Regions from separate parts of the Homo sapiens genome. Here region 2 is linked to region 1. A link is an interaction called in ENCODE POLR2A ChIA-PET data of the cell type or tissue named here. Cell type or tissue: A673. All regions are shown on one strand. Links, peaks and the distances in the headings refer to the core of each region. The heading gives the core; the rest is flanking DNA. Region 1 overlaps DLGAP1 (DLG associated protein 1). Region 2 overlaps DLGAP1 (DLG associated protein 1).

Evidence for each region. Peaks named below come from ENCODE experiments on the same cell type or tissue, not always from the same donor. Only the 100,000 strongest peaks of a DNase experiment are listed, where the experiment ranks them.
Region 2: POLR2A ChIA-PET joins it to region 1 with 9 read pairs; 3 of 35 experiments call an interaction of 5 or more read pairs at or near these places.

Annotation. Positions count from the first base shown.
Region 1 is chr18:3,809,448-3,826,205 of GRCh38, reverse strand. It overlaps DLGAP1 (DLG associated protein 1), which reads left to right. Exons shown (of 13, transcript NM_004746.4): 5 at 11,933-12,147. LOC124904368 (small nucleolar RNA U13) reads right to left here and starts at 14,889; the gene lies at 14,786-14,889. RefSeq lists an enhancer at 4,123-4,624. In A673, for the core only: no CTCF peak of the experiment used is centred there; a DNase peak (open chromatin) is centred at 6,105; H3K27ac peaks cover 2,721 bases.
Region 2 is chr18:3,917,504-3,934,261 of GRCh38, reverse strand. The region is part of intron 3 of DLGAP1 (DLG associated protein 1); the gene reads left to right. Among named protein-coding and RNA genes, the nearest start is that of DLGAP1-AS4, 36 kb to the left of the region's middle. In A673, for the core only: no CTCF peak of the experiment used is centred there; no DNase peak of the experiment used is centred there.

The DNA.
Region 1 (16,758 bases), core at 3,908-8,907:
TCTATTGAACTCATCATCCAAATAATGAACATAGTACTCAGTAGATAGTTTTTCAACCCTTGCCCTTCACCATCCCCTCTTTTGGAGTCCTCAGTGTCTACTGTTGCCATCTTTATGTCTGTGTGTAGTCATCGTTTAGCTCCCACTTACAAGTGAGAACAGGCAGTATTTGGTTTTCCGTTTCTGCATGAATTCATTTAGGATAATGGCTTCCAGCTGCATTTGTGTTGCTGCAAAGGACATGATTTTGTTCTTTTTTTATGGCTGCATAGTATTCCATAGTGTATATGTACCACATTTTCTTTATCCAACCTACGATTGATGAGCACCTAGGTTGATTCCATGACTTTAGTATAGTTTAATAGGGCTGTGATCAACATGTGAGTGCAGGTGTATTTTTGGTAGAGTGCTTTATTTTCCTATATATACTCAGTACTATGATTGCTGGGTCAAATGGTAGTTCTATTTTTAGTTCTTTGAGGAACGGAGATTTTTTTCTCTGCCTGTGAATTGCGGTATCCCCAGTACCTAAAATAGCACCTGTTTCATGATACAGTCCTCTCTATGTATCCATCAGTTCTGCATCTGTGGATTTAACCAACCATGGGTCAAAAATATTTGGAAAAAAAATCCACAAAATTGCACAAAACAAAACTTGAATTTGCTGAACCCTGAGTACTATGTTGAATCCACACAAATGAAGTGATGTGCAGGCATTGTATTTGGTATTACAAGGAATGTAGAGATGATTTAAAGTATATGGGAAGATAATGCATAGGTTATATGCAAATACTACACCATTTTATATCAGGAAGTTAAGCATCCACGGATTTTGGTATCCTGGAACCAGTCCCCCACAGATACCATAGGATGACTGTATATACTCAATAAATATGTGTTGAACAAGTGAATGAATACTTCTAAAGCATTTTGATAAAGTCACAGAAGAAGTGGAACTTTTAACTCCAGCTTAACCACAAAGTAATCAGTTTAAAGTGAAAGAAGAGAACCCTGTAATGAATACTCCAGTTGGAACATTTCCTTTCAATGGACCTTGAGCTAGCCTGGAAGCACTGATTTGGATAACTATTGAGTGTATCATACTCATCTGTACACATGTTTGTGGGACATCCTCTGTTCATTATAGATATCTTGCTGCCTGTGGAAAGTAGATTGAAACGTAGCTTAAAGTACACACCCTCAAGAGGCAACTTCCCTGTATGATGATTATGAAAGTGGAATTTTGAATCACACATGTGCATGAGGACACCAAAATATTATTCAGTTATTTTCCCGATCTCAAGAACTAGATGCATGTGGTTTGACGGTTTCATTGCATTAGAATGGATGGGATTCAGGAAGGAAAGATTATTTTGGCCCGTTTGAATGCCGTATGCTTTCAGGTGTTATAAATGTAGCTTGGAATAAAAAGTCCAAACAGCCCCAAGATGCAGTGGGAATCAGATGATGATGACGAGAAGCAGGAGGCTCTGAGTTGTGTCTCTTCTTAAATCTATTGAGATTTTTCTTTGTTTATAAATGTCAAATATGTAAGTTAATGATTCACAAGTAAGCCTCATTTAAGAAACTTAATATTTCAAAATTGATAATAGACTAAAGGAAAATATTTGCCGAAACCTTTTTTAAAATTTTTAATTTTAAAATTAAGTATTAATACTTGAGATGATTGACTTGATATTTTATAGACTCTAGCTATACTATTTGTTAATAATAACATTATCAGATTTTGTGTCCTAAGGAAAAAATTAATATACAAGTTTGACAAGTAGTTGGGTGTGTATAGCAACAGACAGATGTGCTGAGAGGTTTATGTGATTTTAGACAACACCAAGGATTAGTGTTGATGAATGATGTTTCCACATGTGGGCTTCTATTGGCAGCAAGAGGAAGGTCACTAATCTTCTACCCACATCTCTGCTTCTGAACACCAGACACAAAATTCTAGTTTGCCTCAGGGAATTCAATGTTTGCAACTAGGAATTATAGCCACAAACATCATAGGATATGGTGGATAGACACCAGCACACTAGTAACTATAACAATAATGGAAAGCTATGATGGCTCAACTAACAATTCCAAGCCAACAGATATGCCTCCAATACACCAGAAAATGAAGTTATCTTAAAAACTAAAAAGGGGCTCTAAGTTAGCTTATCTCCTATATAGTCAGTGGAAAAAATATATTTACCATAGACCTAGACCTCTATTTTTTTTTTTTTTTTTTTTTTTTTTTTTGAGAGGGAGTCTCACTCTGTCACCCAGGCTGGAATGTAATGGTACCATCTTGGCTCATTGCAACCTCCACCTCCCAGGTTCAAGCAATTCTCCTGCCTCAGCCTCCTGAGTAGCTGGGATTACAGGTGCCAGCCACCAAGCCTGGCTAATTTTTCTATTTTTAGTATAGACAGGGTTTTACCATGTTGGCCAGGCTGGTCTCAAACTCCTGACCTCAGGTGATCTGCCCGCCTCGGCCTCCCAAAGTGCTGGGCCAAGCATCTAACACTCAGTACTTGTTACAAGTTCCAAAATGCTATGGGATTGTATCTCTCAGCAACTTAACACTTGAATTTTAGGTTTAATAGAAAATTACTATAACAAAGTTTTGAAACTCTTATAGACAGCAGCCTGGTGTGAAGAAGAGTGTAGAAATTTGAGTAAGACAAACCTGTCTTTCAATTCTGACAAGCTGTAACATTTGGTCTAAGTTATTTAATACCACTAAGTCTCAATTTTTTCATCATTGCAATGGCATTAAGATAACATAAGGTTTTTGTATTACGTGAAATTATGTTTGTGTATTAGATGTTATAAAATGGCTACCGACAAGTCCTAAGGTCACATGCATCCCTATTAATATATTCAGTGAGAGAGGAGGTATCTTTGTCCTGGCATTTCATGCACAGGTCCAGAGATGCTTGCTGACTGAGTAAGCTTAGATCATTCACCTCTGCCCTGAGCCAAGCAATGAAGCCAGGAAGTGTGATTTGCTGATTGTCCTACCCCAACTCTTGGGCTACTCCTGAAATACATGGACCTCGAATTGAGGAGAAAGCTTTTCCCAAAGCAAAATCAGGAGGCTTGGCTACAAGAACCAGAAGTGGAACTGGGATAGCTAAACCTATACGTATTCACTACCGTCAAAATAGTGGGTGAATAATTAATAAAATTCATTTCCCTTCCTGTCCCTACATCATACTAGAATCTTAATATCTTGTCTCACTGTGTTGCCCAGGCTGGTCTTGAACTCCTGGATTCAAGTGATCCTCTCACCTCAGCCTCCCAAGTAGCTGGGACTACAGGTGCATTCTACCACACCCAGCATCTTAGTTATTATTTCTTGATGTGATATCACGAGAGTGTCTTATCCACAGTTAGTGCCCCTTTTGATGTCATCCAGCACCTCAGTAACATTTTCTACTAGTCCCCAAAGGCCCATGGCTCCCCAATCCCTTGGGGACTGCAGACCTAGGCCCTCTGCCATTCCCCTGCAGGGCTATTTATCAGTGGCATTTGCACTTCACACACATATGTTCAATTTTTAAGGAACAGTTTCATCACCAGGAAAGGGGATTTATGGGAACAAGCTTCAAACCCAGTAGGAAATTCAGAGGTACTGAGATTTAATACTCGACTCAGCTTGACTTACTTAAAGCTGCTCTTTACTCGTTTCCTTCCTCCACCCTCCAGATTCACCAGATCCACTCAAAACTTATAAACTCCTTTAACACCAGAGACTGTGTTTTATAAAATGCTTTTGGTGTATTTACCCAGCCCCTGCTATGGTGCTGGGTACCCTGCAGATACTGTAAATGTTTGTGGGTAAGAATAATTCTACAGGGTCATGGTAAGCAAATTACCGTATGTATCACTGTTTACAATGTTCTATTCTTTCAAGATCATTTAAAAATGTTATTTGGAAGAGCTGTGACAAAGGGTATAAATTCTATTTAAAGAGGTAGGTATTTACTCTTATCCTTAAAAGGTAATTTTAAGCAATCTAAAACAAATTAAGTTTTCCACCAATTTCGGGCTTCCAGGGGAGTAAGAAAGGGCGGTTGCCAGGGAAATCTTCTCCTGATTGGGAAGCAACAATCATGCCTAGGGATCTGCACATTGCATAATTGTAATTTTCCTATTCTTGCTCTTTTTTTTTTTTTTTTCTGTTTTTGCTATGAGAAGAGCAAGCTAAAAAGGCTAAAGGGACATTTAAGCCAAGTCGCATTTGTCAAGGTGAAAGCTGTGTGGAGCAGAAAAGCAGTTCTCCCAGCTGCAAAGAAGATGCAAAGAAATCGAGTGAGTAGGGAATCTGAGAGCCCACTAAAAGTGCTTAGAAGGCCAACACATTACAGCCATTTCTCTAAAAAGTTGTAGGCAGGAACCTAAAGTCCAGGGTGGAGCCTTCTTACAAATGCTAAAACGCTGTTGGGATGCTTCAAGGCTCCCAAGCCACCCTTAAAGGTGTGGCTGTCCTGCAAGTTTTCTAATCACCCACTCCCTCCTCCAAACTGTTCATGCTTGTTTAAACAGCAGCTGCAAACAATACTTGGTAAGGCAGCCCCAGACCAGGAAACAACAACACTCTTTCACTTCAGAATTAAGTGTTTATTATTTTGAACCCTCTTTTAGCAGTGCTAGAAAATTAGTGACACGAGAACGTTTATGCTTATTTGAATGGTTACATTTTATTTTAAAAACCACGACTGTTGAGTGGGAGCGTGCACCCCATTCTCTTCTTCTTTTTTTTAGTTTATTGGTTCATTCACTTAATCATCACGGATTCATCAGAGGCAAGGTAATATTATTAAAAGCTTTGATGTCAGACAAATGCACATTTCTACCAATTATTATGACCTTGGGCAAGTCGTTTCATCTTTTTTTTTTTTTTTTTTTTTTTTTGACACAGAGTCTCACTCTGTCGGCCAGCTGGAGAGTGGTGGCACCATCATAGCTCACTGCAGCCTCAAACTCTTGGGCTCAAGCAATCCTCTTGTCTCAGCCTCCCAAATAGCTAGGACTATAGGCACATACCACCACCACACCAGCTACATTTAAAAAATTATTTTGTAGAGATGGGGTCTTGCTATGTTGCCTAGGCCGGTCTCAAACTCCTGGAATCAAGTGATCCTCCTGCCTTGGCCTCCCAAAGTGCTAGGATTACAGGCATGAGCCATTGCATTTTACCTTTTTGAATCTCAATTTTGAAGCAGTAAGATGGAAATAGTAATGCCTATTTCATACAACTGTTGCAAAGATTAAAATAAAGTAACATAGGCACTGCCCCTAGCTCATTGAGATTATTCCATAATTGTCAGATTTTTTCATGAATGTCAGATGCCTAACTCTCCTTTTTGAATCTCAATTTTGAAGCAGTAAGATGGAAATAGTAATGCCTATTCTATACAACTGCTGCAAAGATTAACATAAAGTAACATAGGCACTGCCCCTAGCTCATTGAGATTATTCCATAATTGTCAGATTTTTTCATGAATGTCAGATGCCCAACTCTCCTTTCATAATGTACATTTTTCTCCTCCTATTTACCATTCCTTTTCAAGCACAGGAAAGTCAAACAGGTTGATCCCTAAGTCACTGCCAAGCACCCTTATTTACCTGGCTGCTGTCATTGAAATACCTTGTGCTTGGGAAGGAATCAACAGCTGCTGAGGGGTAACTGTGCAAATAGAAGCCTATCCCTCATGCCCACCATTCAATTGCTACTTTTCCTTGCTCTACTGCCTTTGTTTTCACCAAATCAACCAAATGCCTAGGTTCCTTCCTCCCAGTTCTTTGGTTCCTGATGAAATAGAACTTTGCTTTATGTACTCACAGCCTTGGGTTCATCAGTTTTCCTCCCAAATCTCTGCAACCCAGAATAGCTCACAGAATCGCACAGGCCTGCCCTTGTATATTTTCAGGACATATGCTTCATTTCAGCTGTCCCGGCTTTCTAAGTGTCTTCATTCCTTTTGTGGCTCTCAGATTTCCCAAAATCTCACGCATTCTCATTACTCCACACCTCACCATGCAACTTCCCATCCTGAGATAATCCGCTCTCAAAGAGTCACGTGCACATGGCTTCATCTCTCAATCATCGTCTCACAGACCATCATTGGCACAGACTGTAATCTATTTAGCTACACTTTGATAACTGCAGCCCAGCCAAAGTGGGGCACTCAAGCTAGATGCCCTTGGGGAGAGACTTTTAAAACTAAGCGTTCCTACATCTGATAGAGTAGTTCTTGTAACTTTTCTTTCAAAGGGTTGTAACCCACTATTTGTTTATTAATTTTTTCCTTCAAACAGACCTTAAAACACTATGATATTATTTTCTTATCTAAAATATGTGCTTTGTAGTTTATCAAAAAATAACAATTGTTACCCAAAAGACATGTCAAAAGACATATATGAATATGCTAGAAGGGGGCGGGGGAGATTCCTGAACTGTGAATGGCAGACCTCAGCTTGGGCAGTGTCACCCTACACTAGTTACTAATCTCTCCTGACCTCAGTTTCTCTATTTGACAAACTGAGGTTATAATATTTACTCTTCATATCCTTCATGATAGTTGTAAGGATCATAAGACATTATGTGAACTTATGTTTTTTTCCAAACTCATGACATGATAAATGTAATTGCTTATATTAATTTGGTCATTACTAAATATGAACATTAAGTTCAACAATTACTATCCCAGAATAAATTCATTTCTTGTTTTTCTTCTCATACATATTTTTAAAAGGTTTTTAATTGATTCTAAGAGCCATAGTTTACACGTTTTAGCATTTTGGATATTGGGATAAATTATATATTCTATGGAGTGTCAGAATTTATTGATGATGTTTATTTCTTTCTTAGTGACACAAAAAATGTTGGGACAATTGCATTAGTATCTTAGATTCAGTAAAATGCGCAGTGGCACGATCTCAGCTCACTGCAACCTCCGCCTCCCAGGTTCAAGCGATTCTCCTGCTTCAGCCTCCTGAATAGCTGGGATTACAGGCACCCACCATCACGCCTGGCTAATTTTTTGTATTTTTAGTAGAGACGGGGTTTTATATGTTGGCCAGGCTGGACTTGAACTCCTTGCCTCATGATCTGCCCGTCTCGGCCTCCCAAAGTGCTGGAATTACAGGCATGAGCCACCGCGTCCGGCCGTGTGTTCCTCTTTCAACTGAGTTTAGGAAAACCTAAAGTGGGGGGAAATGTCAGCACCAAAAGATACTCCACTTCCAGCAGAGCCCATCCTTCAGTGCAGTGACATCATTTCAATTCAGAAAGCATTCTCATCCTGGCTGGGCACGGTGGCTCACCCCTGTAATCCCAGCACTTTGGGAGGCCGAGGCAGGCAGATCATGAGGTCAGGAGTTTGAGACCAGCCTGGCCAACATGGCAAAACCCCAATCCTACTAAAAATACAAAAATTAGCCAGGCATGGTGGCGGGCATCTGTAGTCCCATCTACTAGGGAGGCAGGAGAATCTCTTGAACCCAGGAGGCAGGGGTTGCAGTGAGCTAAGATCGTGCCACTGCACTCCAGTCTTGGTGACAGAGCGAGACACCACCTCAAAAAAAAAAAGGTATTGAAATAGTTCTTTCAATATGTTCAAGAGCAGCCTGGCCAACATGGCAAAATCCTGTCTCTACTAGCAATACAAAAAGTAGCTGGGCATGGTGGCACAGGCCTATAATTCTAGCTACTCAAGAAGCTGAGGCAAGAGAATCGCTTGAACCTGGGAGGTGGAGGTTGCAGTGAGCTAAGATCACGCCACTGCACTCCAGCTCAGGCAACAGAGCAAGACCCTGTCTCAAAAAAAAAAAAAAAAAAAAAAAAAAAAAAACCATCCCTACATCCCTATCCTGTAATTAGAGGATGTTAGCACTTGATTATGGCCATTTCTTAGTCAAGGGCAGGTCTTCCAGTTTTCTGAATGATAACATATGGTTTCAGTTATAGACGGGCTACCACTGAAATAGACAATGCACACTAATCCTCATTTTGTTTCATCAAAAATTAAGATCTCTGTTGGAGTGCTAATGCTTAAACATAATAATTAAAAAGCAATTAATCCTTTTTTCTCATCCATAACTACTATAAAATCTAACCTGTATTAGTTTGCTTTTATTATTATTTGTTTATGTTTGTTGAGTCCAACCCCCTCCTAAGCTGGTGCACACAAGCAGGGCATCCCACCAGCCTGAAATCAATGAGGACCTGCACTCTTTGTCTCTGCTCCAGCTTTCCTTCTACCAAGACTTCCAGCTCCTGAAACTGCCACCACAGTAATAACGCAGGCTTTTCAGAGACAGCTGCAAGGTTATCTTTTTCTTTGGATTTTCCTAAATCTTTTCTCTCTGTGCAGCTGAAATGGAAAGACACAGCAACCTCTGCCCAGCTCACAATAGCAGCTGCAGCCATGTAATTCTCCCTTTCTTTACAATCAAAAGGCAGTAACATTTCACTCTTTGGGCCTGGTATGCTTATCACTTTATATGCTTTCTTCTAAAACTATCTACCTAAGCAATGTCTCCCTTTTGCTTTAGGGTTTAAGAAACAAAAACTAAAAACTGACTCGATTATATCGATGTTAATGGCCCTTACAGTTCAGCAGTTGTGTTTTTCTTCTCCAAGGTCTCGATTTTCTGTCTTTACACTTTCCCTAGAACGGATTACTGTATTATTTTATGTGTAATCTTGTTGTATGCTACCTTTAGGTATATAAATAATGTATTACTATTCAAATTCCACTCCAATGGAAGTCACTTCCACATAACTTCTTAGCTGCTATCATTTGAAAAGTAAGATTAATTGAAAGATACACAGGTTAAATACTTCTCAGCTGGTTCCCTAAACAACAGTTACAGACTGTTTCTAGTATGAGCCCAAATTTCTACCATAAACTAACTTTGAAAAAAATATCTGAACAAAATTTGCCATGTTTTGTTGCATAAGCCATATGAGCTAATCAGTTTGTCATTAGTCTCTGACATACTCCAGAGAGCAATGCTTATGAACTTCACATCAGGATTGAGAAATAGCAAGTGTGGTGTGCGTCATCTATGACCCTCAGCTGTACCAAGTTAATTTTTAAAATGTAATTGCTAAACCTATAATGAGGCTCTGAAGATGATCATATCTATGCAGTGAGTCACCTGCCAATGCAAGGAAAACAAGACTGTTCTCAGCATTTATAATTTCCTGAGAAATCTTTGTTGCTGTGGTGATTTTGATGCTTTTACCTACAAAAGTAAAAACATTACATTGTTACTAGCATAATTAATAAATGACAAGTGTATCAAATGTGATGAGCACAAAGGTGTCCGGGACTATAATTGCTCAGTTCTGCAGGTGCCACAAAGCACAGCCTAGAAAGACAAGGAGCATTAAACAGTGGTCAAGATATGGCCCTAGGAACTGCCTCATTGAAACTCAGCCCCTTCTTAGCTGTAACTCTGAGTGAGCTACATAACTTTAGTGTCCTCATTTGTAAAATGGGAATAATAATAATACCACCCCTCCGCTGTGTGGATCAAATGAGCTGACATTTAAAAAGCACTTAGAACAGTGCCTGCACACAGGAGCACAATATAAGAATTTATTAAATAAAATGAACATGCTGCAGGGTGATGCTTCATCTTGGTTAGTACTTTTCAGAATTAGAACCTACAAACCACTGTTTTCAAGACCATGAATAGTAGCATCTCTTCAATCTGAAGTTCTTAGATCTAAACTTTCCAGTTATACAGGTGAATTAACAATTAAAAAGGAAAGAATTATGCTCTTTTAGTAGAACATCTATTCTCACTTCCTTAGAACCTATAATATTTAGAAATCTGTGTCTGATATGTGTGTGTGCTATTGTGGACAATTTTCTTAACACTTTAGGTTTCAAAGTGACATAAATCATAAAATTTTGATTAATATAATTTTGATCTTAGGAGTTAAACACCTCGAACCCTAGTGCTGCCGTTTTAGCTGTGTGTCCTTTGGCAAGTTACTCACCTTCTCTGACCTCCTGCTTCTCACCTGAGAAAAACAGAAAAATATGCACAGGTTGTTGTATTGATGAAATGAGATCTTATAGGCAATTTTTTTTTAGCACAGTTAAATGTTAATAATGAAGTACCATGTTATTTTAATGGATAAGCAGTAAATAGTTAACATCAAAATATTAAAAGCCTTTTTATTTTCTCATTGCAAACCTGGCCAATTCCAGGGAGCCTTTCCTGGATCCTCCTTTCCCATCACCATTACTGCTAACTCTCGTTTCTCTTCTCGTCTCTGTTATAAATATGTTGAGGGCAAGAACCAGCCTCCCCGTTTTTTGGTCTCTTTTACTTAAGCCTTGTGCAGTGCTCTGTCCACTATAGTATGTTTGCTATGTTACTTCTTAATGAATAAAAAGAGTGGTTATTATGCATTTTTTTTCACGTCATGAAAAATGAAGAAGGAATGAGATCTAGGTTGAGTTCATGTTGAAGTGGAAAATCTAAGAGGAACTGAAGAGAAAGTCATGAAGATGGCTTCTAAAACGTAGTGCAGTGCTCTGCTGAACTCAGAAAAAATGACTGTGGAAAGAAAAAAGAAGAGCAGTGCACTGACAATATGATTTTGTTGTGGTATCCACAGTTAGGGACTTAGAGTAGGATCCAGCAAAGCAAAAGGAAAGGAACAATTCAGACAAGTAGTAGCTACACCAGGTAAGTCAAGCAATCAGAAGGCCAAAAGGGGAGAAACTTGCAAAGAGGTGTTATTTGTGTGTATGTGTGTGCACGGGTGTGCAGAGGCCAAGAAAAAATAAAAGCAAGAAAATGCCATTATCTTCCATTAGGAGATCATTGGAAACCTTTAGAGAGTGCTTTAAGCAGATCTAAGGAAGCTGAATCCAAATTAAGAAAGATTCAGAAAGAATAAGTGACTGGGGAGTAAATGCAGCTGGTAGAGACCACTGGTTTAGGAAGAAGACAGACTGGATATGAGATGGTAAAGTCGAAAGGTTCAAGGAAGGCATAGATCAATCAGTAAACATTCCCGAATCTTAAATGGCAATTGAAAACAAATCACTGAAAAGCTCAAATAAAATTGCTCTCCTTTCAAATGGCATTCTTATGCCTGACTCAACTATTATCAGCATGAGAAAACTGAGATGTACAAATGATTCAAAGCCAATGGTTTTAATTTTTCCTACTACATGAGTCATGTTAAAGACTGAGAGACGTGGATTTGTACATATTCAAAATATTTATGAGCCTATTACAATAAAATATTGTTATTGAAAGGTTAATGTCTAAAGTTTCAGATAATTATATTACCAATATCCAGCACCATACCAAAAAAAGAAAATACTTGGTCTTATTTATACATTTTTAAATAACTAAGACGATAATTGGAATGTTTGTAACACAAAGAAATGACAAATGCTTGAGGTGATGGATACCCCATTTACCCTGATGTGATTATTACACATCGTATGCTTGTATCAAAATAGCTCATGTACTCTATAAATATATACACTTACTACGTACTCATAAAAATTAGAAATGTTAGCCTGTAATCCCAGCACTTTGGGAGGCCGAGGCGGGCAGATCACGAGGTCAGGAGATTAAGACCATCCTGGCTAACACGGTGAAACCCCGTCTCTACTGAAAATACAAATAATTAGCCAGGCGTGGTGGCAGGTGCCTGTAGTCCCAGCTACTCAGGAGGCTGAGGCAGGAGAACGGCATGAACCCAGGAAGCAGAGCTTGCAGTGAGCCAAGATTGCACCACTGCACTCCAGTCTGGGCGACAAAGCAAGACCCCATCTCAAAAAAAAAAAAAAAAAATAGAAATGTTAAATCTAAAAAAAAAGAAAAAGAAAAGAAAAAGGTAGGCTTTTATAAAAAGTGATTTATCTGTTTTCTATCTGAATAGGTTCCACAAGATGAATGGACAGGGTACACCCCACGAGGTAAAGATGATGAAATTCCATGCCGAAGAATGCGGAGTGGCAGTTATATCAAGGCCATGGGGGATGAAGACAGTGGAGACTCAGACACGAGTCCTAAGCCTTCTCCAAAAGTTGCTGCGCGGAGAGAAAGCTATCTCAAGGCTACTCAGCCATCCCTTACAGAACTCACCACACTCAAGTGAGTAGTCCTAACCCTGCACTTGCGATAGTCCAGGTGCTTGTATTATCACCGAGGCTCAGATGGTGTGTCTCCTAGAGTAAGTGGGGCAGAAACATCCTACAGGTGGAGCAGTGCAGTACATTGATTGTGACTTTAGATCTGACGTCCGTACCCCAGTCCCTTTGTAGAGAGAGGCAACAGATGTGTTCTGCATTGATCATAAGCTGAACCCCTCATCTCTAAGAAGCAGAAGAAATCCCATCTTTTCAGAAGCCATTCTGGATTTAAAAGAATCCAGAATGGCTTCTGAAAAGGATTGAAATTTCTGGTCAATGAGAATATACATGTATCCCAATTCTTGAACGTTTGCTCAGGCACGAAGTACACACAAGAACTTTTTCTTAAGACTCTTGAATTTTTCAGATAATTGAGTAACATAATAGAAGAGATTGTCTTAGAGAAGCTTATAGAGTGTGACCGTGCTTTAAAATTGGATATGTGAAGGTTCTTGACATACATTTTTAAATTTGGGCACTCGATATGTATTACAATTGAAGGCCTTAAAAAGGTTTTGTTTTGCAAATATAAATATAGTCATACATCATTTAAGGACGGAGCTACATTCTGAGAAATGCATCATTAAGCGATTTCACTGTGCACACATCATAGAGTACACTTACAAAAACTTAGATGGTCTAGCCTATTACACACTTAGGCTATATGGAGTGGCCTATTGCTCCTAAGTTGCAAACCTATACAGCAAATTACTGTACTGAATGCTGTGGGCGACTCTCACACAATGGTAAGTATTTGTTTATGTAAATATATCCAAACATAGAAAAATACAGTAAAAACACAGTATTATAATCTTATGGGACAACCATATTATATGCATCATTAACTGAAATGTCGTTGTGCAGCATATGACTGTAGTCCTTAACTGTATTTGTGCTGTTTGTAAACAAAGAATAGCGCTACGCAGGAAACCACTGAGATTGATTATTTTAAGCAAGACCTGATTTCATTCTAAATGCTGTTTATAGAGAGTAAATTCTTTAGAGTCTTGGAATGTAGAAATAGATAGAATTCCATTTGGACCTGAAAAATATATTACGGATAATTCGTATTTTTAAGTGCCTTTGATTCCATATTTTGATGAAATGAACATTACTATTCATGCATTTATGTTACTAAATAAAATATTAAAAGGCAAAATAAAACAAAAAATCAAAGCAGTCGAGTTAAGGAAAACAAACCCAATTGTTAATCAAGAGCACTGAAAAACAGCTGACTATTGTGCGATGGGAATTTATTTAAATAGCAGAGTATGTTGTATTTTAAAGATCCGGACAGAGACGGCCTCCCATGAATTATTTTTCAAGGGTTCATGTGGAACAATTCTGGATCATTTTAATCAAAAATTAATACCAGTGCATCAGTAAATTAAGCCAAGAAAAAAACCTCTTCCTTCTTTCTTTGGCTTCCAGTTGCCCTTCCTCTTTGCCTTTATTACTACATGTGTTACTTTTCAAGAATCATCAGAACAAACTACCACAAACTTGGTGGCTTGATTAGATCTACAAAGACTCTATTTCCAGATAAGGTCACATTCACCGATAGTAGGAGTTAGGACTTCAATATATCTATTTGGAGAACAGAATTGGACCCAAAACATTGCCACACAAGGTAAAAAAAAAAAAAAATTCGTGGAAATAAAAAACAGAAACAAGTCTTCATTGCACTTTGGCGCGCCTAGCAGAAGCTCAGAAAATTAAATTAGAAGAACTGGATTTGTAAGAAAGGCAGTGGACCAAGGTGACATGAAATGAGGGAGGCCAAGGACCCTTCTGAAAAAAAAATTCTTCTATGGACCTTAAAATATCTCTCCACTAGACACAATGTTAGGTAGTCATGGCCATAGGGTTAACATCTTCCAGAAGATGCAAGAAAAGGATTGCAATGGGCAAGAAAGTCACTTAAACCGGCAACCTCCAGAGTCCTTTCCACCTCCTAAGTATCCCGTTAGGTTGTCATCAAGATGCATTGGTCACATTCACTGAGTGACACTTTGGGTCTTGGGTGATAAGATAGAGGAATTGCTCTTGTCCACAGCAATACCCAGGTAAGAGGAGAACAGAAAGATGTAGAGCCATGAGGAAGATGAGAAGAGTGCTCTGAGGAGACTGAGGACAGGGCTAGAGGGTAGGGGCTGAAATCAATGTCACAATTGTGCCCTGGGCTACTCTCATAGCTTCAGGATGTGGAGGATCACTCTGAAGTCATTGAAACTCTTTCTTTCTCATTTGCCTTCTTCACAATATGACCCTCCTCCAACGTCCTGGACCGTATTTTTGTGACCACCATATATTTCTTTTACTGCTCAGAAGTTTTCAGAGCAGAAAGAGGCAAACATGCAGATGACAGCTAGGCTGATGGTAGAGGGTCAGCTCCTTCAGACGGTGAAGTTGTTGAACTGGGTATGAGTTAGTGACTGCTATTTCATCCCTCCCCACTTACAGAAATTCAAAGTGGTGATAAATGGACAGGAGAACACCTACTAAATTGAAAACATTTTACTTAGGATGGAGTTTCCCCACACCATTTCTGTTGTCCCCTGTTCTTTGGCAGGAAAGAGAACTTTTTTTTCCTATGTTTATGTAAGACGGATAGTGTGCCAACATCATAACAAGGTTTGAAGGAAGCACATCTCATATATTACTGTGAAAACTCAATCATTATGATTATGATCCACAAAAGGATCACAAGAGAACCTTAGACAACCATTCAAACATATCTTCCTTCCCTGTGCTACCATCACATCCCCTAGAATCATTTCTCATAGTTCCACTTACCTCCATTCGTTTCACACTCACCTATTTTATGAGTTCCCTTTGTCATTACAGTCTACACATTAAACCTCCGTCATCTTCAACTGCATACAATTGTTAGTGACCTCTAGTTTAACCAGATTGGCCTGGCACGGTGGCTTACACCTGTAATCCCAGCACTTTGGGAGGCCAAGGTGGGCAGATTGCTTGGGCCCAGGAGTTCGAGACCAGCCTGGGCAACATGGCAAAACCTTGTCTCTACAAAAACTACAAAAATTAGCTGGGTGTGGCGGCGTGCACCTGTAGTCCCAGCTACTCGGGAGGCTGAGGTGGGAGGATCATTTGAACCCAGGAAGTCAAGGCTGCAGTGAGCCATGATTGAGCCATTGCACCCCAGCCTGGGCAACAGAGAGAGACCCTGTCTCAAAATTAATTAATTAATTAATAGTTTAACCAGATTGAAAGAGATACAAAAGAAAAAAAGGAAAATACACTATAGAGGCAAAAATTCAGACATGACATGACTCATAATCAATTCTGTCTTTCATTCCTTGATGATGTTTTGACTGCAGATCATTATTTTTCTAGAAGTTTGAAGGATTCAGTCCCTTATGAGAAAAAAGATCCCTATATCCTGGAATTCTAGTTCCTCAAAAAAGAAAACTATATTTATGTTCCTACTTCTTTGACATTTAAGTCGATTTTTTTTTCCCTCCTTCCTCCTCAGTAATTCACAGCTTTAGGGATGAATCATAGCCCTGAACCAAGATAACTAAAATTAGGCAAGTGAGATTGGGGCAACATTTTGTTTAAGGTTTTCAACTCCCATCTTCTCTCAGAAATGTTGAAGAGAAGGCACTCCTACACTTTCTTACATTGTTTTTCTCTTTTCTTTTCTATTTTCCGAAGGCATCTTGAGGGTTTATTTATGTGGGTGGTTTTTCATCAGCTGCTTAGTGTTAGTTATTGGGTCCTCAGACATATAAGGCCTAAGGTCAGTTAAACATTCTGGTGTTAGGAGTAGTTTTGAGACAATGAAGTCCATCTTTGGGCCAGCAAAACCCCTCCTGTAGCTACTCTTGGAAAACTATTATTTCGGTCACTCTCTTCTCTTATCCCACAGCTATTAACAAATCACTCCACCTCATCACTAGCTTTTCCTTCTTCCTTACTTATTAGCTAACAATAAATTTGAAATGGCGTATCACCCAAGAATATTAGCATTTTCAAAAAAATTCTGAATGTTTAATAGTAAATTTCCAGGCAAGTAGAGGAGACATTTAGGGGCCAGAGTTCCCTCAAAGCATGTTGTTGCAGCCTGGCACTGATGAAGAACTTAAGTCTCTTACTTGGAGTGCCATTTATTCTAGAACTGAGACTACTGCCTGCTACCATGATTAGTTAAAACCAAGTCCAAATCCCATCTGGGACTTTTATTTGATACACTGCAGAAAGAACTTTTTAAAAATTATATTAAGTGGGGTGTCATTTAAAAGATTCTGAAGTTAAATTCAAATATCTGTTAATCCTACATGAATAATAGTTTAAAGTGTCTTAATACTTCATCTCTTTATCCAAGCACTAAGAAAAATTCTCCCCCTGGAAGAAATAGTCAGTCTATAATATTACAGATTTTGAAACTCCTCTGAAACTGGGGAGAAGGATTCCAGGCTGTTGCAAGAGAGCCAGTCAGAGCTCCTAGCAATTTTGATAAAGTGTCTAACAAAAGGCTTCAGGAAGATTTATTTTCAGTTCTAAATGCCTTGAAGGCAAATCATTTTTCATTTTCAGGATGGTTAAT
Region 2 (16,758 bases), core at 6,733-11,732, 110 kb before region 1:
ACTAGAACCTTTAGGGAAATTCACATCACTGCAATCTACTTTTACAGTGTCGTGGCTGTGGTCACTAATTAAAATGAATGAAGAAGGCTTTAAGGGAAAAGGCTGTACTTTGTCACTACATCCTTTTAGTAAATACTGTTCCATTTTTTAGTGATTAGGCAAATTCACTAAATAAAATTACTCTTACCTAGAAGATTTACCCAGAGAGACTGCCCTCCTTGCATGGCTGCTGCCTACTGAGTGTGGCAGAGGCTCAAATCCATCATTTAATGTTTAATGGCCTCCAATGACCTCGAGTGACCCCAGACTCGGCACCTCATTGATGCCCTTTGACAGTATGACTATAGGAGACTGGGGATACTGTGGAGGAAGATAGGGTCTCTTTAAACACTATCATTTTGACTAATCTACCAACTTTTTTATGGCTACTGGAAAACATTGTATCAGACTCTCTCCTTTTAGCCAACCTCTTCCTCTATCCCTGCATTCTGTCTGAACCACAGACAGATACAAAATCTAACGGAGTATGAGAAAGGGGGCATTCACACCATGTCTTTAGTTTCTCCCCAAGGTGGGACTGGATGCAAGGGTGATTAAGGCCAGTGGCCAACCACCAGGAGGGCTAGGCTTTCAGGAAAGGAACAATAGACAGCCAGAAAGCTGCTGTGTTATTTTTCTGCTCTCAGATGCAAACCTAGAGAGGAAGAATGGAGGGGAAACCTCCCAAGAAGAGACAAGAGTCCTTTCATTAATCAATAAGCTTTGAATCCATCAAACTTGATTTCTAAATTGGCTGTGAAATTACCAAAGAGGTTATGAAAAAGACCCTTTGAACCCCTTAGCAGAAATGGGGTCTTGAGAACAAATGGAGTTCACATATGAGAAAATAGAGAACATTCCATTTCTGCAACCTGAACCGTGATGATCAATTCTCAGCCCACTGCATGTATTTGCTGATCATTTTATTCACATCCATTTTCCCACCGCACTATAAGCTACAGAAAGGCAGAAGCCATCTGAATTCCCCTCTTATTTTAGCTTTATCTCCTAGTAACAGGGCCAAGATGGTGACTCAGGAAGAGCACAGCCTCTGAAGTTAGAAGTCCTAAGTCTATAGAATATTAGTTGATTAAATGCATGAATTCCCAAGTGCAATGCATCACCCAGTGATCCACTATCTTGAACCAACTGCAACTCCCAAGGTCAAAAGTTTCCCCATGGAATCTGTAGAGATTTTCATGTTGCTCTAAGTGGGGAACTCGTTTGGACAGCAAGCTGAACCCCTAACTTCTGTCACCTCCCCGAGTCCAGTCCCCAGTCTATCCTTTGGGTGGTCCTTCAGTAGGAATCAGGCATGGCCCAGCTTTTCCTACCTGGCTTCCATGCTGCATCTAGGAGCATATTATCTAAGCTGAATCTGATTCTTTTTCTTTCTTGAATTTTTTTTCTAATGACTTGTGCACCAATTGATTTAAGTAAGTGTTTTATGTTTCTGGCCAGTTAGTGCCTAGCACCAAGTGGTCAAATGGACATGGAATGAGTATTTAGGGCTGGGAAAGTGATTGTTTTTGCACTGATCCTGTTCATGTTTTTTATCTATGAGATAGATTGACAGAGACCAGGCCGGACTCCTCCAAATGTAGCCCTGTCCTTGCTGCCCTTGTCACATTTCATACTTTCTCCCCATTGTCAGCCACACCCCCTTTGGCCACGTGGGAAGCACAGGAGGTAGATTTGGCTTCTGCTGGTGGGCAGGGCCTAGGCTCCCCCGCAAGGGTATTTCTGCAATGTTCCATCTTAGAGGCTGAAATCACAGCTTCATTCTGGCACAGTCCTTGTGGGGGTTGTTCCCATCTGCCACTGAGCTTAGAAGATGCACATGAGGCACTTTTTGTTGATGTTATTGGCCGGCTGTCTAGAGGGAAAAATTGCTCAAGGGAACTTTTTGACTCCTGCAATCTGTGGGAGGTGGGATGTCATGAATTCTTTGGCCTGGGCTATATGTGTGTACTCACCTACCAACCTCAAGCTGCCAGGACAACCTTCATCTGCCCAGGGGCCCTTTAAAAAGGGCCCTTCCCAAATGGATATTGACATGCTTTGGATTTAACCATGTGGGCGACTTTAGAAGCAGCCTTATTAGGATGCTTAAGTATATTTTAGACACCCTCACGCAACCTTTCTACTTCTGAGACCAGGCCTGTCGGTGTCTGGTGTCTGCCACAGCAGCCCTCATTATGGGAGATGTGCAGGTAAGAAAGCAGGAACAAGAGAGTGAGAAACCAAGGGTGCACAGCAGAGGATGTGAAAGCTGGAGCACTGTAGATCCATCAACCTTGCAATCTCTGGATGAGGAGATGAGTCACCATCAAGGCCAAGGTGGTTTTGGAAGTCAAATGTGAACTCCCAAATTCCTTACTGGGTGCTATATTTATAGGCCACACTTGCAAAAAGTAATCTTCTTTAACTGGTATTAATCATTACTACAATTACCTTACATTTAAAAAAAATTCTCTGTGCAAAGGTGGCGCTAAAGGGCCATTCAGGTTTACAAGAAGGAGGATGTTGAAAGCAATATGTCCTTAGATGCTTTTGGCCAGGACAAGTGACCTACTTGACCTACTCCAAATTCACTGCTTTCCAAAGGCCAGACGAGCTGCATTTGAATTACCTTGTGCATAATTAATGAATTAATTAATTACAAATGTAGACTCTCATGTCCTACCTTATCCTATTGAGACAAAGGGAAACAGGGCCCAGGAATCTAGATTTAACAAATGCCCTAATCCATGCCAAAGCATATCCAGATTTAAAAACCACCATCTGACCATTTTCCACCCCCTGCCCTTCTGCTGCAGTCCCAGAGAGGAAGCAGGTGATTCCTCATCCCCAGGCACAGACCCGGTGAACAGGGCAGAACTGAGTGAAGAGCTCCTTCCCCAGCTTCCACCAGCCTAATGGGCCAGAGCCAAAGCAGATGGAAAGACTGCTTTTGCCTATTTCAACCCCAATTCCCAAGCCAAAGCTCAAGTCTTACCTCTCCAAGCAAGGAAAGGCAATGACAGCCAGTGAGATGCCGGCGAGAAGCTGAAGGGAGCCCAGGCAGCAGCATATATGTGGCAAGTCCAGACTTGGTAGAGTGAGCCGGTGGAGGCAGGAGCAGTTCGTGGGACTGGCCCAGCCTTAAGCTTGGCACAGTGACTACACCCAGAAGCCATGCCGGGAGCTTACCGTCTTCCTGGAGGAGAGGAAGGGGTAGGCAGTAGAGAAAATGGTGGAGACGGGTAGTTAGGCCCCAGCCCAGATGCCAACATAGGAGCCATTTTAAACCAGCTTTTGCGTAACCATGGCAACAGGGTAGACAGTTTCCAAAACCACAAGAGAAATGTCTCTGCCTCACGATATTTTGAGGGCTAGTGGGTCGTTGCTGTTTTTCCTCAATCATAATCCTGTGCAGTTTTCAAGAGGTTCTTGGGTAAGTGTCCAAGAGCTCTCTGGACCACTGTGATCCCATATTTTAGTGTCACTGGAAAGTGGCATCAGTGTCCCTCAGCATGTCGGCCCTCAAGGTTCTGTCCCTTTGGGATCCGTAGAAGAGCAGGCACAGAGCAATGCCCATGGAGCACCTGGAACCTAATTCTGAGGTCCCCAGCACAGTCACAGGCCGTGGCGTCCAGGGTAGCGACTGAGTACATGTACCTTCAGGCTGGGACCCGGCACCCTTCCTATTGCAGGACACGCTCAGATCCGCACAATCTCAGGGGCAGCCTACACAGGCCCCCACTCAAGATGTTAAATGCTAAAAATGAACTAATGTAGACTTCTAAAACAGACTGCTCCAAAAACTCCCTCAAGAAATAGGAGTGATGATTTCACAAGAGGGTATTTTAAAACACAAACCACCTGGGAAAATATTTGCCACGAAGAAGATAGCAGTGAGCATAGCACAGTACCACACCCATGGCAACTACTCAGCAACTTGTACTTAGGGTTGTTTTCATGAAAACTGAGTTTCATATAAGTCAATAGAAAAATAGGAAAAGAATGTGTTCACAGCAGACAGTTCACAAAAGAACTTCCTATGGCCCACACAGCACATAAAATATTATCCTCATTAGAAATAAAAAAGTATGCATTAAAATAATAAAACACCATTTCCCCACACATTGAATTGGCAAAGTTTGCTTTTTGTTCTGTTTAAGATAATACCTGGTGTTATTAGCCCAGCAGACACTTACTTATACACTGCCTGGTGACACTGTAAGCTTTGCAAACTAGCACCATGTATCTGCAGAGTGATCTGGCAGTTCATGGTACAAGACTGCAAGCTTCAGAAATGTTTGTATAGACTTTGGTGCAGTCATTCCATTTCTAGGGAATTCATCCTAATAAAAGAAATAGAGCATGTACAAATATTTATCTACAGAATGTTCCTCACACTATTTTTTGAGAAAAAATTTAGACGAACAGCAGTTTTGCTCATGGGTAGATGACCAAAATCCACAGCATAGAATTTAAAGTTCAGCTGGGAGAAATAAATTTGGTTGTATTACTGTTTCTCCTGCTAAAATGCACATATCATAGGAATAGAACATGTTTATGGGCTTCATCTGCCCCCAGAGAGAAATCTATAGAGCCCTTTCTGTACACACACCCACAAACTCTGCACAATGGCCCCAGAGTAACGCATAGTAAGGCTTCCTGTTGCCTGCTGAAGGTTATAATCAGACAAAAGGTGGTTTAGAAGAGCACTTCCAAGTATTGGCATCTGTGTTTGCACTTAGAAAATCACAAAGATAGCTTTGACTTTTGAACCAAAACCCATGGTGGGGCTTCTCTCTTTGCTACAGAGACAGTGACCTAACTCTGTTTCTGGAGTGGTCAGAATTGTGGAATCTGCTTTGTCAATTCATTTCCTTTCAAATTCATTTGCAAATTTATGGGGATAATGTGCTACACCTTGATAGCTTTAGACCGTGAGCTCTTGGCTTAGAGTGTGATTAGATTAGGCAAACAACCTTACTTTACTCTTAAGTTTCTTCTATCTAAAAATGAAATTACAGAAAAAGGTGACTGTATTAGTCTATTCTCACATTGATATAAAGACCTACCTGAGACTGTGTAATTTATAAAGAAAAAGAGGTTTAGCTGGCTCACAGTTCTCCATGGCTGGGAGACCTCAGGAAACTTACAATGATAGTAGAAGGCGGAGGGGAAGCAGGTATGTCTTCACATGGCCAGAGCAGGAGGAAGACAGAGCAAAGGGTTCCTTTGAAACAATCAGATCTCGTGAGAACTCAATCACGAGACAGCACTGGTGGGGATGGTGCTAAAACATTAGAAACCACCTCGATAAGCCAATCACCTCCCACCAGGTCCTACCTCTAACGCTCGAGATCACAGTTCAACATGAGATTTGGGAAGGGACACAGAGCCAAACCATATCAGCGACAAAGGAAAATTTTGCATAGAAATCGTAAGGCATATGAATTCGGCATAGTGGATGAGGATCTGTACTCTGGGGCCAGACCACCTGTGTTTAGCCCAGGTTCCATGACTTACCAGCTTTCTTACTTTGAATAAGTTACTTTACTTCTCTGTGGCTCAATTTCTGCCTCTATAAATTGGGGGGTGATTGAACCTACTTTAAGGTGTTGTCAAGATTAAATGGACTAATGTATTTGAAGCACTTGGAACCATGCCTGGCACATAATAAGGTCTCTATATGACGGAGCTATTCTTATTATCATCATCACTATTAAATTATTAGTATATTTTCTTCTCTCTTCACTTGTGCTAAAAACCATCAATAAATTAAACCACTTAATTCCAATCCCCTTTCTTGCATCTTTAGAAATATTTTGAAGGCACATAATGAACTTTCAGCATAATTACTGAGGTGAGAAATATGTCTCTATGTTCAAATGCTCTTCCAGGAAAAGACTTGAGAGCATCAACATGGCAACAACTCAAGAGCCAATGGGTTTTGTTCCATAAACCAGATACCTAGCAGGTTAAATATGAAAAACTACAAGTGTGTTGTTGTAGTCAGATGAGTTCAACAAATGTCTTGAGCATTAGATGCTGCTCTGGATACAAATGCAGATAGATACAAGTGCAGACAGAATACCATAAGAAGCAGAGAAAAGAAATAGCAGTGTGTGTGGATGGCGAGCGGAGGAATGTGAGCTACTAAATTACATAAAGCATAGAGAAACCACAAATGGTGGGGTGAGCCATTTAGGGGGCAAAAATTCCCCAGCAGGTAAGTCTTCAAGGTCTTTTGGTTAACATGACTGGTATGCATATCAGATCATCTCAGCTTTGTAAAAACTGTTGCAATAGGGAGGAACTATTGATGTACAAGCCAACAGAAATCTAAATCACTCGACATTTTTAAAAAACATTCATGCTCCTTGGGAACCTATGGATTATATTGGGAAAAAATTCATGCTGCTTAATGACATAATGTAAAATGTACAACTTTTACTCCTTAATAATAAATTCACATGTTGGTATTTCCATCAGTTTACCATAGTGAGACTTCATGTTTAAAGACTCTATGAATATAAAGGAATAATTCAAACATGACTTCTTTACTCTACTAGCAGATATAGGTTTCTGTTTTCAGCATCAAAACTCTAAATTATATGTATAGCTGAAGGCCTAACATTCAAAACTTCTCTGCTGATACGATAAAAATTTATTTAGCCTAAGAAAATTGCAGCCAGTTACTCTGCTCATATGTCATGATGGCACCTTTATGATTTTGATATTGACACAACAGCCATATATTATATTTAACAGGAATATATTATTCATTCTTTTAACAAGTATTTATTTTGCCAAGCATTGATGCTGATAAAAATAATTATACTTGCTCATTTGACTCTGGACTGTATCATAATTTAGACGTCTTTCTCTCGATCTTTCAGTAAAAGCACTTAGGCGAGATGACAATCACATGTTCCTCAGTCAAGCTGATGTCTTTCCAAAAGTTGTAAGATGTAAATATACTGTTACTCACCCACTTTCACCCACTAGTTTTAGCATCCATTGAATTACTGTTGCCTGAATCAATTACTACCAGCCTGTGTGATCTTCTAATGATGGAATCATTACTATTCTACATTCATTTGTTGAGATCCATTCATTGAGTAAGGAAGAGCTCTCTTTTTCTCTCATTTATTTATTTAGTATGGGCTGTGTAATCTTATTTTATTAAATTATTATTCATTGTACTGCTTAAATTTTTTTAATTTGCTGCCCCAGATTTGGTGACAGGGAGCACCTTCAAGCAAACTCCTATGTCATTTTGATATGTCCCCATCATTTTTTGAGCTTTTCTTACTTTCTGACATAACATGTTACAGGCTCACCTCATGTTGCCCCAGCCCCAGCCCTGGAAGAAACCATTTTTCCAAAATGCCCAGGCTCTTTTTAGTCAAGAATGGTGTTACAACTCAACTCCTGGGTGCTATAGGTGCTCATTGCTACTAACATGTCATTGCTGCCAAGTCTCAAGAGACAGATCTAGGAAATATGTGAATATGTACGTATATACATACATGCAGACACATCTCTCTCTCCGTATATATATATTTATACCTATAGATATATAGAGAGCTCTATGTAGATATCTATCTGGAGATGTGTCTGCATGTATCTATCTATATATGTGTATATATATATACACACATATGTATAGAGAGAGATGTGTCTGCATGTATGTATATATGTGCATATGGTCAAATGGCATATATATTTATATACATATAAATACTACATACATAGGCACATATATACATACATGCATGTGTGTGTGTGTGTGTGTGTGTGTATATATATATATATATATATGTCATTTGCTTACACTAGTGAGTCTCCACAGGGGGCAGTTTTGCCCCCAGGGACATTTGGCACTATCTGGAGATGTTTTTGGCTGTCACAGCTGGGAAGGGGACTGCTGCTCACATCTTGTGCATAAAAGATAAAAACCAGGGATACTGCTAAATATCCTACAAGACACAGGACAGCCTCCACAACTGAGAATTTTCTGACCCAAATGTCAATAATGCTGAAGTAGTTGGGAAGACCTGGCTTATACAATGACCTCTAATTTCAATCTGACACCACACTGTTCACTCCAGCATGTCCTTCTCTGGCAATGAGAAACATAGCCTCCTTTAACACATAGGCAATCCTAGAATGCACTGAAAGTATGTTTCCGAATTGCTGTCCCATACCTCAACAGGAAAACAAACCTATTTCCTAAAACTCAGTGTGATAAGTATGATTCCGAATTGCTGTCCCATACCTCAACAGGAAAACAAACCTATTTCCTAAAACTCAGTGTGATAAAATGGGATTTTTGTGTTTTGTTTGGCTTGGGTTTCAGTTTGGTTTTTCTCTTCTTTCTGGCTTTCTTTGGCCATTAGCCTGAGGATAGTCAAACACTGTTCAAAAGTTACTTAAATTATTTGGGTTGTTTTGAGTTCTTTCCTGAATGTAGTTAATGAATGAGAACAACTTGAGCTTTATTGGGTTTTTTTTCTTCTCTGCACCTGTGGCTTTGAAAACAGACTATGTCTTACTGAGATCTGTGTGCCCGGAAGTATGAAGGTCTTTAAACATATTAGCTCTATTGACCTGTGTGATTTTCTGGATAAACTTTCATATCAAAGGAGGTTATTTTCCTAATTTTTTTATACACATTTTCATTTTCCTGAAAATATGAGGTTATGACAATCCCAGAGCACACCAGAGTGATAACAGGAAGGGCCAGGGCACCCCAAGGCTGAGCCTGAAGGTGACTGGGGAGGGTTAAAAATCAGTAGTCTAAGTGGAGGTAAGTAGGAACTTCTTAGCATGGGTAGACTACTATCAGGGGCCATGGTAGAGGGTAATGCAAAATACAACTGTCCTATTTGCAGATGACATGTTCTTTGGGATCTTGAAATTAAAAAAAAAAAAAAATCCCACAAATCTGTTATTAGATAAAAATGCAGCTGCTGGGCGCAGTGGCTCACACCTATAATCCCAGCACTTTGGGAGGCTGAGGTGGGCGGCTCACCTGATGTCAGGAGTTTGAGACCAGCCCGGCCAACATGGTGAAACCCCATCTCTACTAAAAATACAAAAATTAGCTAGGCGTGGTGTGGCACGCCTGTAGTCCTAGCTACTCAGGAGGCTGAGGCAGGAGAATCGCTTGAACTCAGGCGGCGGAGGTTGCGGTAAGCCAAGATCACGCCACTGCACTCCAGCCCGGGCAATGGAGCAAGACTCTGTCTCCAAAAAAAAATGCAACAAAAACTGACTTTTATAAAGTAATGCTACTGGGTCACTTTACTCATGGATGATGTATTTTGAACTTCCATCTACAACTCAAGAACAGATGTTAGATGTCACCATAAAGTACAAGCAAAAGGTGGGCAAAACAAACAAACAAAAACCCAAAACACAATACCTTTGACACCCACTGGCAGAAGTAAAACTAAAGAGTAGAAATTGCAAGATTCCAATTTCAGTTCCTTGGAAAAAGTAACTATATTATAATTAGTACTGCCTGGAAACAGATTTGGCTGCATCAGAAGGTCAAGTATGTGTCATCACCATCAATGTGGGGAAAAGGGCTGGGTAGCACCTTATGGGGATACGGCTGAAAAAATTCACACTTTCAGGGGAGGAAATGAACAAGTTCACCTCCAAGGGTTTTTTGTAGGGTTTCTTTTTCCCCCAAAACTTGAGATTTGTGTATGCTAATGGCATTGACTTAGTAAACTGCTTTGTGGAGAAAATGTTGGCATCTTGAAAGAGAAGGAAAACATAAACAGAAAATCTAGGGAGCTTCATGAGAGAATAGGGTGGCAGTGGGGGAGGAAGTGGAGGGTGTGGACCTAGGGCACCACACCTGGGAGAGTGTAGTGGAACTGGTTTTGTTTTCTGAACTGTTCAACCAAAAGCTTTTTATATTTCCCCATGGTTTTCCAGGCAACTGATTGAGGAGGGTATATGCAAGATGATAAATGGGCTTTTCACTTCTTTCCACTGGGGCAGCAGTGATTCTATGGCGATGTAGCTAATATGACGTGAGAGAGTCGGTTGCTTTCTAGCCTCTGCCAGGCTCACTATTTCTGTAATAGTGACACTCCATGAAATAGTTATTTCTGTGACATCACTGACACTTTTAAACAACAGATAGAGGAAAGATGTGAAGGTTCCATGTCTCTACATGTGGCTGAACTCTCAAATGTGGTTAGAGAATCATGTTTTCTCCAGTGCATTTGAGCTGAACAGTAAGCAGGATTGCTTGGTGAGTCGTCATTAGATAGTGACTCAACACCAGCACCATCTCCTTTAAGATACTGGTTTTGTCTCTAACTTAGATGCCACGACTTTGATGTAATTTTATGATTCTCCTTTCTAAAAGTGAATCAGCAATATGATAAAAATTTATTCAAAAATGTGTTAATACCAAAACAACAGGATTACTGTTTTAGTACAGAGGAATGTAAGGGACTTTGGTTATACTTCCAGATAGCAAGAGTGACACACGATAGAAATTGGTATCACCAAAGATTAAGGAATCATCTTTGGAATTTAAAAAATGGAAACTAAAGTGATGTTTTTTTAAACTCAAAGTTGGGAAAACTTTTATAAACACGATGTAAACCAGATTTTGAAGTAAAATATTTATAAATTTGGCTACATAAAAACAACAAACAAGTTAAAAAAGACATTAAACTGGAAAAATATCTGTAAAACTTGACTGACAAAGCAATAATTTCCCATAAAGCCAATGAATTTTTACAAATAAAAATTTTAATTTAATGAAAAAGAGCAGAAGTTATAAACAAAAAGTTTACAGAAGAAATACAAAAACGGCAAATAAACATGTGAAAAGTTGTTCAGTCTTATTTATAATAATGTGAAAATTAAAACAAGACATCATTTTTTAAAAATCAAATAAGATACTGATTTCATCCAAAAGATATTTAAGAGTTTATTATACCCAGGACTGGTAAGACTGGAGAAGACCCTGTTCTTCTCCAATGAACACTATTCAATGAACAGTATGAACACTGTTAGTGGGAGCAAAATTAGTGCTTTTTTTTTTTTTTTTTTTTTTGAGACAGGTTCTCTCTCTGTCGCCCAGGCTGGAATGCAGTGGTACAGTCTTGGCTCACTGCAACCTCCGCCTCCTGGGTTCAAGTGATCCTCTCACTTCAGCCTCCCGAGTAGCTGGGACCACAGGCGTGCGCCACCACGCCCAGCTAATTTTTATATTTTTGGTAGAGATGAGGTTTTTACCATGTTGGCTGGGCTGGTCTCAGACTCCTGACCTCAAGAGATCCTCCCCGCTCAGCCTCCCAAAGTGCTGGGATCACAGGAACGAACCACGACACTCGGCCTAGTGCATGCTTTTTGAAAATAAATTTGACAGTATTTATTAAATCTGAAGCTACCTAAATCCTTTTACCCAGAAGTAACTCCATTTGTAGTAATTTACTTCATGGAAATGGATATATATGAAAATAACTGAGAGATGACTTCAAATAGCACAAAGCTAGAAACAAAAAACATTCCTCCATAAAGGGCCAGTTAAATAAATCCTGATCAAGCCAGAAGGTAAAATAATATGCAGCTATTAAAAGGAATTATTTTGAACCTCTTTTTGATGATTTGCAATATGTCCAAGATCATGTAGTATTAAGTGAAGAAAACAAGTTGTAGATTATTTTGTGCATGACACAAAAGAAAAACCGTTAACAATGGGGAATGGAATCCAAAGATTGTAGCTTTATTTTTCCTTTATCCCTAGAGAGTAATACATGAGCATTTCATCTTAAACACGCACAAATGACAATGCTATTACTGAGGAATTCTTCTCCAGGGGTAAAGACTTCATATCCCTAGTGCCTGGCTTAATGCCGGGCACCTCTCCTTTTCATTCATTGTCAAGATCCTAAAAATAATTGTCAAACCTGTTTTTCCTCACTTATTTTCTTTTAATTTATTATTTATTTAACTAAAACGAAGCTTTTTTGGACCCTTAACTGCAGCAAAACTGCTCAGATAAAGGAACTCAGCAATCTCCCAATTGTCAAATTAAATGTTCTTTTTTGGTCTTGATCTCACATTTCCTATTTGTGGCATTTGCTACTGATGACCACTTGCCTCATTTTAACCTGCTGCCTTCCCAATTCCCTGTCTCCTGCAGGAGCCCTTCTGCCTCTTGCTTTAAATGTTGGCATCCCCTCAGGTCTGAGGCGGCAACTGTCCTGCTCTCATGCTATAATTTTCCAAATCTAGATCTCTCAATAGAGCACTCTTCCTGAACTCCAGAACCTCATATCTAACTGTGTGCTGGTCGTCTCCTGCTGGGTCTCACAGCCACCTGACGTTCATCAAGTTTAAAGCTGATATTAGCACAGTTAATTCCAATTACTTGTTGCAAATTAACTGTTTTGATACTGAGCTTGCTTACCTCCATAGCAGAGCTCAGAAACTAGATGAGGAAATAGTTGGCTCTATGACCTATTTAAATCCTTACAACATGTGCTTCTGTGCTTATGTTCTCTTCTGACCCTAAAAATGGCTTACCTGAGTTTATCTAATTTATTCTGACATTTACACATGACTTTCCAGTTTGCAATGTGCTTTGACAAATATCTTTTGATTGTCTAGCTATGGTCTCCATTTAACCTCCTGCATTTTTTATTTTTTTTACTAGAAACTCATCCAGTTAATACATTCTCTAGTTCTTATATATAGAATTGGATAGAGCCAGACTTCAAACCTGTCTTCTGAGTCTACATTCCATGTTCTTTCCACCACACCATGCTTTCTAACTAGTGTAGATACTGCAGGCACTATTTAAGTTTCTCTGGTGGTGATTTTACCATCATGCTCTGGGAAACAACTTTGCACACATACCCATTTATTTTTTTTCTCAAATAAATAAACTCTTACAGGACTTTAAAGTTGTCTTCTCATTTTATAATTGCAGAAAATGGGGTTCAGAATATTGAATCGCCTTGCCCAAGATTGCCCAGGTAGAAAATGACCAAGCTAGAACAAAAACCCAGGTTAGAGTTCCTGGTTTAATTTTCTTTCCTTGCATTTGTGATTTATAAAAGAATGCTTCCCAGGCTCATGCTGTCTACTTCTATTGAGCTATAGAATCATTCCAAGTTACATTACTATGTTGGAAAAATAAATAATCCCTTTGGCCATGTTGTGATTATAAATGTAGCAGAACTGCAGTTTTATAAACATACAAGTTGGATTTTTGATGGCGAGAGCTGTTGTTGAAAAGGCAAAAGTTACCTAATAATCCTTTCTAGCAGTTACCAGCATTGAACATTTCAGTTTTGCCAGAGAAACATAAAAACTCATAAAATTCCTAACATGAATCAGACTTTAGCTCTCAATGTTTAGTGAAACTATTGAAAATGGGAAGCAATTAACAAGAAGTAATTCTTTCTGGAAATAAGATGTGCGTATTGATCGCTGTCAGGTCAACAAGACCTTTTACATTAGTAGACATTGCTTCCTGGGTACCTTGAAGTGTATCCTTGGGTGGAGCGGAGTGGGAGAGAGAGAGTTTCGCCCTAACTGAACGCCAAGTGCAAGGCAATGCAATGCAATGAGATGCAATGCAAACATATTTACCTCCTAGCTATTGGGGAAAAATTAAGGGGTGAGAAATGTGAAGATAGACGTACTGAATATACTCTGGAAAAAAAGTGGGGCATAAACTGAACATGCCCGGTGGCAGCAGAGGGGAGGTAGGAAACCTGAAGATGCTCCACTATAATTTTAGTAAGTCTAATGGTAACCTGGTATATAACACATCACGAAAACAGATCAGGAAAATACCCAGTGCTTTTTTTTTTTTTTTTTTTTTGGACAGAGTCTCCCTCAGTCGCTGAAGGCAGAAGTATAGTGCCGCAATCTCTGCAACCCCCGGCTCACTGCAACCTCTGCTTCCCAGGTTCAAGCGATTCTCGTGCCTCAGCCTCCTGAGTAGCTAGGACTACAGGCATGCACCACCACGCCTGGCTAATTTTTGTATTTTTAGTAGAGACGGGGTTTCACCGTGTTGGCCAGGCTGGTCTCGAACTCCTGACCTCAAGTGATCTGCCCGCCTCGGCCTCCCAAAGTGCTAGGATTACAGGCATGAGCCACTGTGTCCGGGCCCAGTGAATTTTTAAAATGCTTTTTTACATTCAAGGTGTTTGATGTGGAAAGGAAGATTTCATTTCTCAGGTCTATAACATCCTGCAGAAAATCCATCTGGGAGATGACTGTAGTCTCCCAGGCAGTTGTATCTAACTGCGCCTCTGTTTCACAGTGCTATGTGTTCACTCTTTCTTATCTTTGTCCCTTTCTTAGCTTACAGGCTGAGAGCACAGATTTGAAGTTCAGCCATGGCTTTGTCACTTACTAGCTGCTGTGTGGCCTTGGACCACATTTACTGAGCTTCCATTTACTTTTTCATAAAATGCTAGTGATAATATTGTAGAACTGCTATCAAGATTAAGTGAAATAACATAGATGAAGCACTTTACTTAGCACAGTGCCTGGCTTGTGATAACATGCAATCACTTGTAGCTATTACAACTTATCACCTTAATACCTAGCACATTTCAGGCAGTTCCTGTTTATAGCATGACTCAAGAATTCTACCTTGACCACTGGATTTTTCCACCACTGCCATATTAGCTTGTTAAAGTAGTACTATGGCTCTGGGACCTCCTTGGGCAAAAATCATCCGTAGCTCCCTCTTACCAATCCAATAAATCCAAAATGTAAAGTCATTCACTAGCCTCAACCTAACTTTCAGTTTTATCTCCCAGTTAAACTCACCAGGAATCTATACGCTTTGTTTGTGATGCATTCTGCATTTTTAGTGAACTAAAGGACTGCTACCCTTGCACTTGAAAATTTTGAAATGTCAGTAGATGGTATCAAGTTCCCTTGCCTGCTAAGGGTTACAAATTTGCCCATAGGTACCTTCAAACAAAGGTAAGGATTCGAAGTGTGTGAATTTCAAGTGTTTCTCAAGTGCCTACAAAGGAGATTAAAATTACCCAAAATGCCTATGAAACTAAGCGCCAGAAAAAGGTCAAAGCCATTTGACCAATCTTTCTTGTTGATCAACTTACCTATATCCAGGCGTCTTCTTGACATGGTATTAATGTTATTTTGACAAAATTCTCATTGGACTGTGCATGTCACAAAGCATCCAAATTCTTTTTTCTGTCACTTTTCCGATAGACTGTGTGTATCTCTTGAGAAGCCTGTGTAGATCCGTGCTGGTAGGCTGCCCTGTGTACAGGTTCCTAAGCTACGCATCTCTAGTGCTTGCAACATCTTTCATGAGCTTTGTCTTTCTTCCAACTTCAGCTTCACAATATTTCTTCCATCTGCCCCCTTCTTTCCAGTCTCTGCCTCCAGCCACCCTAGTTCAAGACCTCATCACTAAGATCTATGGTCTATCGTCACATTCAACTTCTTGGTTGCCCTCCTTCCACTTTCTCTTCCTGCCCACGATCCCCAGGAAGGGTAGTCTTTGCTCAGAATGCCAGTCCCTGGAACAACCCATAACACAGGTAGAAACCATTCTTTCAGAGAAAACTTAGGGGGAAAATCTCCAGAAACATATTTAATGGCTTTTCCAGGGACCTCTAGTTCCTGAATCCAAAGTTCTGTGATTCACTTCCCTGAATGGCATTTTTTTCCCCCTTTGATGTCTGTGTTTGGTTCATTGTTTGTTGGTTTCTATCTCTTCTCACCTAACTTTTATATGTTAAAAACAGCCTGGAAAACGTCTAGCACAGTATTTTTATTTCACAGAAGAAACTGAGACTCAAAGGTTAAATGACTTATTTGGCATATACTCATTCAAAATTAGAATTATTCTGTGTGCTGGCTTCTACCGTGTTCAGTTTACGTACTTGAAATCTTAGTCTGGATGGCTTCATTTTCATAGCAACAGACACGATATTGGAATAACAACAGCAAAGCATATTTGGTCCACTAGCCCAGTAATAACAGGTATGGTGTATTTCACAGCTCAGCTTGAATAGAGAGATGATTGCAAGAACCAAAGAAATGCAAATATGCAAGCAATCTTGATTCTTCAGAATGTTATCCTAGCACTTCCTTCTATATAAGATCCTCTAGTTCATTGTCAGATTTAAGGAAACTTGTAAAACTGATTCCTTTCTTTTTAGTACAACTGCTGATGATTATGAAGGAGGGAGAGCCAAGGAGTGGGGTACAGCGGCTCCTTGAACCTGGTTTCCTTTTCTTTATCTCCTTTCTACAGTCTTCACCACCACCACTACCCTTTCATATCCACAATATATAAAGAAAAACGTGCTTATTTTAGTTTTTTTTCTGAAATTTTTCCTTTTCCCCTAGGTACTGACTCTCCCATATACACAATTTTCACAATATAAGCAAATTTAAAATGATCATTATCGCTCTAGCAGAGTATTTACTACATAGCCTTACATATCTATAATGCTGCATTAAAAAATCATCCAACGTATGCCTCACAATTGTCAGAGCCAGTCTTCTCTTACTTATACTGAAATTTACTTGATAGCAAATGATGGTTGAATAGAGCAGCTCTTTGGTGTTTACTCAGTACATGCCTAGTGACTTCACAAACCCTCACATTTATAAATTCTAGTGTAGATCATTACTCTATAAAATGATGTCAAATATTATATAACATATACAGTA